Regions from separate parts of the Homo sapiens genome. Here region 2 is linked to region 1. Evidence: read pairs that join two places in POLR2A ChIA-PET (ENCODE). Cell type or tissue: B cell. All regions are shown on one strand.

What was found. ChIA-PET counts read pairs that join two places held together with the same protein. Peaks named below come from ENCODE experiments on the same cell type or tissue, not always from the same donor. Only the 100,000 strongest peaks of a DNase experiment are listed, where the experiment ranks them.
Region 2: POLR2A ChIA-PET joins it to region 1 with 6 read pairs; 2 of 35 experiments call an interaction of 5 or more read pairs at or near these places.

Annotation. Positions count from the first base shown.
Region 1 is chr5:119,207,070-119,211,069 of GRCh38, reverse strand. All of the region lies in intron 34 of DMXL1 (Dmx like 1), which reads right to left. Among named protein-coding and RNA genes, the nearest start is that of MIR5706, 54 kb to the right of the region's middle. In B cell, no CTCF peak of the experiment used is centred here; no DNase peak of the experiment used is centred here.
Region 2 is chr5:119,083,325-119,087,324 of GRCh38, reverse strand. All of the region lies in intron 1 of DMXL1 (Dmx like 1), which reads right to left. Among named protein-coding and RNA genes, the nearest start is that of DMXL1, 14 kb to the right of the region's middle. RefSeq lists a silencer at 3,415-3,494. In B cell, no CTCF peak of the experiment used is centred here; no DNase peak of the experiment used is centred here; H3K27ac peaks cover 3,208 bases.

The DNA.
Region 1 (4,000 bases):
AACCTATCATACTAAAAAAGAAAAAAGGATGATCATTTCAATAGTAGGCAAAAAAAAAAAAAAAATCATTTGATAAAATCCAACATCCTTTCCTTATGAAAACTCTTAACAAAGTAGGAATGCAAAGAAACGTCCTCAAACTTATAAAGGGCATCTACAACAAACTTAAAGAAAACATTATACTTAATAATAAAAGACTGCTTTCCCCAAGATCAGAAACAAGATAATAATGTCTGCTGGTGATCACTTCTATTCAACATTGGACTGGAAGTTCTAAGTCAGAGTGATAAGGCAAAAAAAAAAAAAAAAAAACGAAAGAAAAAAGAAAAAAGAACTTAGAAGAATAATATATTTGAATGACTTACAATACATGACTTCATGATTTATTATAAGGTTATAGTGATAAAGACAGTGAGCTATTACCATAAAGATGGATCAATGGCCCAAAACAGACTCCAGAATTAGACCTACTCATCTGTGTCAACTGATTTTTGAAAAGGTGAAAGAGGTAGTTTAGTGAAAGAAAAGATAATCTTTTCAAGAAATAATGCTGTAACAATTGACATACAGATGCAAAAACAACAACAGTAACAAAGAACTGAGGTCTATACTTCACACCATGTAAACAAATTAACTTGAAATGGATTAGACCTAAATGTAATACTGAAACTCAAAAACACTTAGAACAGGAGAAAGTTTTTGTGATCTTAGGTTAGGCAAAGATTTCTTAAATACAACACCCAAAAGAAAATGAATAACCAGAACTAATACATTAGACATCATCAAAATTAAGAACTTCTGCACTTCAAAAGAACTTGTGGCCGGCTGCGGTGGTTCACGCTCCTAATCCCAGCACTTTAGGAGGCCGAGGTGGGCAGATCACTTGAGCCCAGGAGTTTGAGACCAGCCTGGGTAACATGGTGAAACCCAGTCTACTCATCTACTAAAAATATAAAAATTAGCCGGGTGTGTTAGTGCACACCTGAGGTATGAGAATCGCTTGTACCCAGGAGGTGGAGATTGCAGTGAGCCAAGATCATACCACTGCACTCCAGCATAGGCAACAGAGCAAGACTTTGCTTAAAAAATAAATAAATAAAATGAAAACACCTTGTAAACAGAATGAAAAGACAAGCCATAGAGTAAGAGAAAATATTTGCAAATCACATTTCTGATAAATTACTTTTATCCAGAACATACAAATAACTGTTAAAATTGAATCAAGAAAACAAGCAACCTAATACAAAATAAACATAAGATTTGAAGGCAATTCATGCAGAAAGATAGACAAATGGCAAATAAGCATGTGATAAGATGCTTGATGCAAATTAAAACCACAATGAACTACTACTACATACCTACTAGAATGGTTAAAATGAAAATATAGACTACACACCAACTGTTGGTAAGAATGTGATGCAAGGCTGGGCATGGTGGGTCACACCTGTAATCCGAACACTTCAGGAGGCTGAGGTGGGAAGACTGCTTGAGCCCAGAAGTTTGAGACCAGCCTGAGCAACATGGAGAAACCCCATCTCTACAAAAAATAAAATTGAGCTGGGCATGGTGATGCATGCCTGTAGTCCCAGCTGCTCAGAAGGCTGAGGCAAGAGAACTGCTTGAGCCCAGGAGGTCAAGGCTGCAGTGAGCCGCAATCACACCACTACACCCAGCCTGGGAGACACAGTGAGACCCTGCCTTTTAAAAAAAAAAAAAAAAAATAGAATGGGATTTCGTACACAATCCATTGAGAATATACATAAATGGTACAACCACCTTGGAAAATATTTGAATAGTTTCACAAAACGTTTAACATATACCTACACATGATCCAGTCTTTCTACTCCTAGGCATTTACACAAGAGAAATGAAAGCATTTTTCCATAAAATGTGACTTTTGCATGAATATTCAAAGCAGTCTTATTTGGAATAGGTCCAAAATAAAATCAGCTCAAGTGTTCATTAACAGGTAAATAAACTATGGTATATCCATATAATGTAATAAGCATCAAAATAACAAGAATGAACTACTAAAACACACAACATAGATGAATCTTGAAATAATTATGCTAAGTCAATGGACACAGACTATAAACCAAAAATGATGTATTATATGATTCTATTTACATAAAATTCCAGAAAACAACAAATGAATCTTTAACACCAGGAAAAAGTTTGGTAGCTGCCTGGGGAAGAGGGCACAGGTGGGAGAGAAAAAAAAATGGAGGGATTAAATTCTGGGGACTGATGGATATAATCATTATCCTGGTTGTGGTGATGGCTTCGCTAGTGTATATACATGCCAAAATTGAACAAGTTGTACACTTTAAATATATGTAGTTATTTTAGGTCAGGCATACCTTACAAAGATTTTTTTTTTAAACTATATAGCAGTGGGCTTGGAAAAATGCTGGCCAAAATGATGTTAACCCTCCCCTCAAAAAGACTGTATTTTGACGTAGCATGAAGCTGACTATAGAAATACAACATTATGATTATTAGCATTTTATAAACAGCATCAAAACAAAAATGTTTGTATAAGAATTCCTGATATGTGGCTGGGCACGGTGTCTCACACCTGTAATCCCAGCACTTTGGGAGGCCAAGGCAGGCAGATCACCTGACGTTGGGAGTTCAAGACCAGCCGGACCAACATGGAGAAACCCTGTCTCTATTAAAAATACAAAAATTGGCTGGATGTGGTGGCCCATGCGTGTAATCCCAGCTACTCGGGAGGCTGAGGCAGGAGAATCGCTTGAACCCGGGAGGCGGAGCTTGCAGTAAGCTGAGATCGCGCCACTGCACTCCAGTCTGGGAAACCTGAGTGAAACTCTGTTTCCAAAAAAAAAAAAAAAAAAATTCCTGATAATGTGTAGACAGTAATAAGTAATCATCAAAACCCAGGCAAGGAAAATTGTTAACTGATTAAAAGTTTGAATTATATTCCCTCAAAACCCCCAAAGGCCACTAGATAGTTTGAAAGTATGAATGACATACAGACTTATTTTGCAAAAGTTTTAGTTATAATATACACCTGATATCAAATCAGGCTTTTTAATTAATTGCACAGAATTATTTCTCCTATTTTACCAAAGGATTCCCATTGGAAAGAATAAGGGGTAGAAATTAGTAACCTTAAAAATTTTTTTGAGCAATTTTTCACTTAAAAATCACTGCTGAGATTGTTTTAAATATAGAATATGAAAAACATGAGTTAAATATTAACCTCATAAAGTCGTAGTTGAATTGGCCAGGCGCGGTGGCTCACGCCTGTAATCCTAGCACTTTGGGAGGCCAAGGCAGGTGGATCACCTGAGGTCAGGAGTTTGACATCAGCCTGGCCAACATGGCAAAACCTCATCTCTACTAAAAATACAAAAAGAATTAGCCAGGTGTGGTGGTGGGCGCCTATAATCCCAGCTACTAGGGAGGTTGAGGCAGGAGAATCGCTTGAACCTGGGGGGCAGAGGTTGCACTGAACCAAGACTGTGACACTTCACTCCAGCCTGGGCAAAAGAGCGAAACTCCGTCTCAAAAATAAAATAAAATATAGTCATAGTTGAATATGCAATCACAGGACGCCTAGGAGTTTTTTCATAATTATACAGATTCTCATCTTTTGTGCTTTGGTTCTCAAGTACCATGAGTACTTACTATGTATCCTCTTAAGGCACTTTGCTACATGCTATTGCTACCAGTAAAATAAATGCTATGTAACAGTATTTACTATATTTTTAGGAATTAATATTAATTCCTAATTTGAATTTTTTAATATCATTAATTTTAATATCATTAATTCCTAATTTTAGTATCATTAATTCCTAATTTGAATTTTAACTTCAGAAGTGATATTTGCAGAATTAAAACAATACTACTAGACAATTGCTATTGTAATCACATGTATTAAGAACTTTAGTTGTATTTACTCAGAAAAATTTGTAGCCAAAACAAGATACATTCAACTCCCTTTAAAATTGCATTCTCTTATCTAACAAAACAG
Region 2 (4,000 bases), 120 kb after region 1:
GTTGAAAGCAATAAATGCTTACATTAAAAAAGCAGAAAAAAGAAAAAAAGTAGAAAGACTTCAAATAACCTAATAATGCACCTCAAGGAACTTGAAAAACAAGAACAAATCAAACCCAAATTTGTATGAAGAAAAAATAAAGATCAGAGCATAAATAAATGAAATAGAGACAAAAAAAAAGATCAATGAAATGAAACTTTTTAATGAAAAGTTACAATCAACAAAACTGTGGCTTGACTAAGCAAAAAAGAGAAGACCCAAGTAAGTAACAAATTAAATAGAAGACAAAACAACTAGATCAAAGAACTAAAAAGAATCCTTATGAACAACCATATACCAGCAAATTCAATAAAATCCAGAAGTGAGTGGATAAATTCCTGGACACATACAACCTACCAAGATTGAACCATAAGGAAATAGAAAACCTCACCAAATCAATAATGAGTAATGAGATGGAAGCCATAATAAAAAGTATCTTATCAAAGAAAAGCTCAGGACCTATGGCTTCACTGCTGAATTCTATCAAACATTTAAAGAACTAATACCAACTCTACTCAAACTCTTCAAAAAAAATTCAAAACCTCAACAAATCAATAATGAGTAATGAGATGGAAGCCATAATAAAAAGTATTTTATCAAAGAAAAGCTCAGGACCTGATGGTTTCACTGCTGAATTCTATCAAACATTTAAAGAAGAACTAACACCAATTCTACTCAAACTCTTCAAAAAAACTGAAGAGAAAGGAAGACTTCCAAACTCATCCTATGAGACCAGCATTATCCTGACACCAAAACCAGACAAAGCAACAACAACAACAAAAAACTACAAGCCCATATCACACATGAAGACAGATACAAAAATTCTCAATAAAATACCTGCAAACCAAATTGAACAACACATTAAAAGATCATTCACCATGATAAAGTGGCATTCATCCCAGGGACCCAAGGATGGTTCAACATATGTGATATGGTTTGGCTCTGTGTCCCCACCCAAATCTCATCTTGAATGGTACTCCCATAATTTCCATGTGTTGTGGAAGGGACCAGGTGGGAGATAATTGAATCATGGGGGCGGTTTACCCCATACTGTTTTCACGGTAGTGAATAAGTCTCACGAGATCTGATGGTTTCATAAGGGGAAACCCATTTTGCTTGGCTCTCATTCTCTCTCTTGCCATTGCCATGTGAGATGTGCCTTTCACCTTCAGCCATGATTGTGAGGCCTCCCCAGTCATATGGAACTCTAAGTCCAATAAACCTCTTTTGTAACTTGCTCAGTCTTGGGTATGTCTTTATCAGCAGCATGAAGAGACTAATACAATATGTAAATCAATAAACGTGATATATCACCTTAACAGAACCAAGAACAAAAACCATATGATAGTTTCAATAGATCCTGGAAAAGCATTTGATAAAATTCAACATCCCTTTATGATAAAAACCCTCAACAAACTGGGCATAGGAGGAACATTCCTCACAATAATAAAGATTATTTATGAAAAACCCATAGCTAACGTCATTCTAAATAGGGAAAAACTGAAGATTTTTCCTCTAAGATATGGAACAAGAATGCCGACTTTCACCACTTTTATTCAGTATAGTACTAGAAGTCCTGGCCAGAGCAGTTAAGCAAGAGAAAAAAATAAAGGGTAACCAAATTGGAAAGGAAGAAGTCAAATTAGCCTTGTTCACAAATGATATGATTGTATACTCAGAACAGCCTTAAGATTGCACCAAAAAAACCTGTTAGAACGGATGAACAAATTCAGTAAAATTCCAGGATGCAAAATCAACATACAAAAATCAGCAGCATTTCTATACATCAATGGTGTATAGAATAGCATACACCATTGTATGCTCACCAATGGCGAGCAATCTTACAAAGAAATCAGAAAGCAATCCCATTACAATAGCTACGAAGAACAGAAAAAATCCAGAATTAATTATTATTATTATATTTATTTATTTATTTATTTATTTATTTATTTTTGAGACAAAGTCTCACTCTGTTGCCCAGGCTGGAGTGCAGTGGCACCAATCTTGGTTCACTGCAGCCTCTGCCTCCCGGGTTCAAGCGATTCTCACGCCTCAGTCTCACGAGTAGCTAGGACTACAGGTGCACACCACCATGCCTGGCTAATTTTTTTGTATTTTTAATAGAGACGGGGTTTCACCATGCTGGCTAGGGTGATCTTGAACTCTTGGCCTCATGTGATCTGCCCTCCTCAGCCTCCCAAAGTGATGAGATTACAGGAGTGAGCCCCTGTGACCAGCTGGAATTAATTTAACCAAAGAAGTGAAAGATTTGTACAAGGAAAACTATAAAACTCTGATGAAAGAAATTGATGCAGACACACAAAAAATGGAAAGATATTCCATGCTCATGGATTGGAAGAATTAATATTGTTAAAATGACCACACAGAAGACAATTTTAGGATCTTTTTTTTTTTTTTTTTGAGACGGAGTTTCACTCTTGTTGCCCAGGGTGGAGTGCAATGGCGTGATCTTGGCTCACCACAACCTCCACCTCCCAGGTTCAAGCAATTCTCCTGCCTCGCCTCCCGAGTAGCCGGAATTACAGGCATGTGCCACCACGCCGGGCTAATTTTGTATTTTTAGTAGAGATGGGGTTTTTCCATGTTGGTCACATGCTGGTCTCGAACTCACAGCCTCAGATGATCCACCCGCCTCAGCCTCCCAAAGTGCTAGGATTACAAGCATGAGCCACAGCACCCAGCCAAGGATCGTTTTTTCCATTTCTGTGAAGAGTATTTTTGGTATTCTGATACAGATTACATTCTTCAAAGAAATAGAAAAAAATGACCCTAAAATTTAGGTGGAGCCACAAACACCCCAAATAGCCAAAACAATTTTAAGCAAAAAGAACGCTTTTGGGGAAAAGGTCAGGCACAGTGGCTCACGCCTGAAATCCCAACATTTTGGGAGGCTGAGGCAGGTGAATCACTTGAGGTCAGGAGTTCGAGACCAGCCTGGCCAAAATGGCAAAACCCCGTCTCTACTATAAATACAAAAATTAGCCGGGCATGATGGTGTGCACCTGTAATCCCAGCTACCTGGAGGTTGAGGCAGGAGAATTGCTTCAACCCAGGAGGCAGAGGTTGCAGGGAGCCAAGAATGAGCCACCACACTCCAGCCTGGGCAACAGCACAAGACTCCGTCTTAAAAAAAAAAGGGGTGAGGGGGGGAATACATGAACAGACATTTCTAAAAAGAAGACATACAAATGGCCAACAGGTATATGAAAAAATGTTCAACATCACAAATCATCAGGAAAATGCAAATAAAAACTATAAACATATATCATCTCACCCCAGTTAAAATGGCTTTTAACAAGAAGACTGGAAATAGCAGATGTTCTCAAAAATGCAGAGAAAGGAGAACCCTGGTACTGTGTTGGTGGGAATGTAAATTAGTAAAACCACTACAGATAACTGTATGCAGGTTCTCAAAAACCTAAAAACTGGTCAGGCACGGTGGCTCAGGGCTGTAATGCCAGCATTTTGGGAGGCCAAGGCAGGCGGATCACCTGAGGCCAGGAGTTTGAGACCAGCCTGTCTCACATAAAACCCCATCTCTACTAAAAACACAAAAATTAGCCAGGCGTGGTGGCACACACCTGTAATCCCAGCTACTCCGAGGCAGAGGCAGGAGAATCGCTTGAACCTAGGAAGCAGAGGTTGCAGTGAGCCAAGGTTGTGTCACTGCACTCCAGCCTGGGCAACAGAGCAAGACTCTATCTCAAAAAATCCAAAAACCTAATAACTGAACAACCGTATGATCCAGCAATTCCATTACTGGGTATATATGCAAAAGAATGAAATTCAGTACATCAAAAAGACATCTATGTGCCCATGTTTTTGCAGCACTATTCACAGTACCCAAGATAATAAAATCAACCTGAGTGCCCATCAGTGGATGAAAAAAATGTAGTATATGTACACAATGAAATATTATTCAGCCATTAAAAAGAATGAA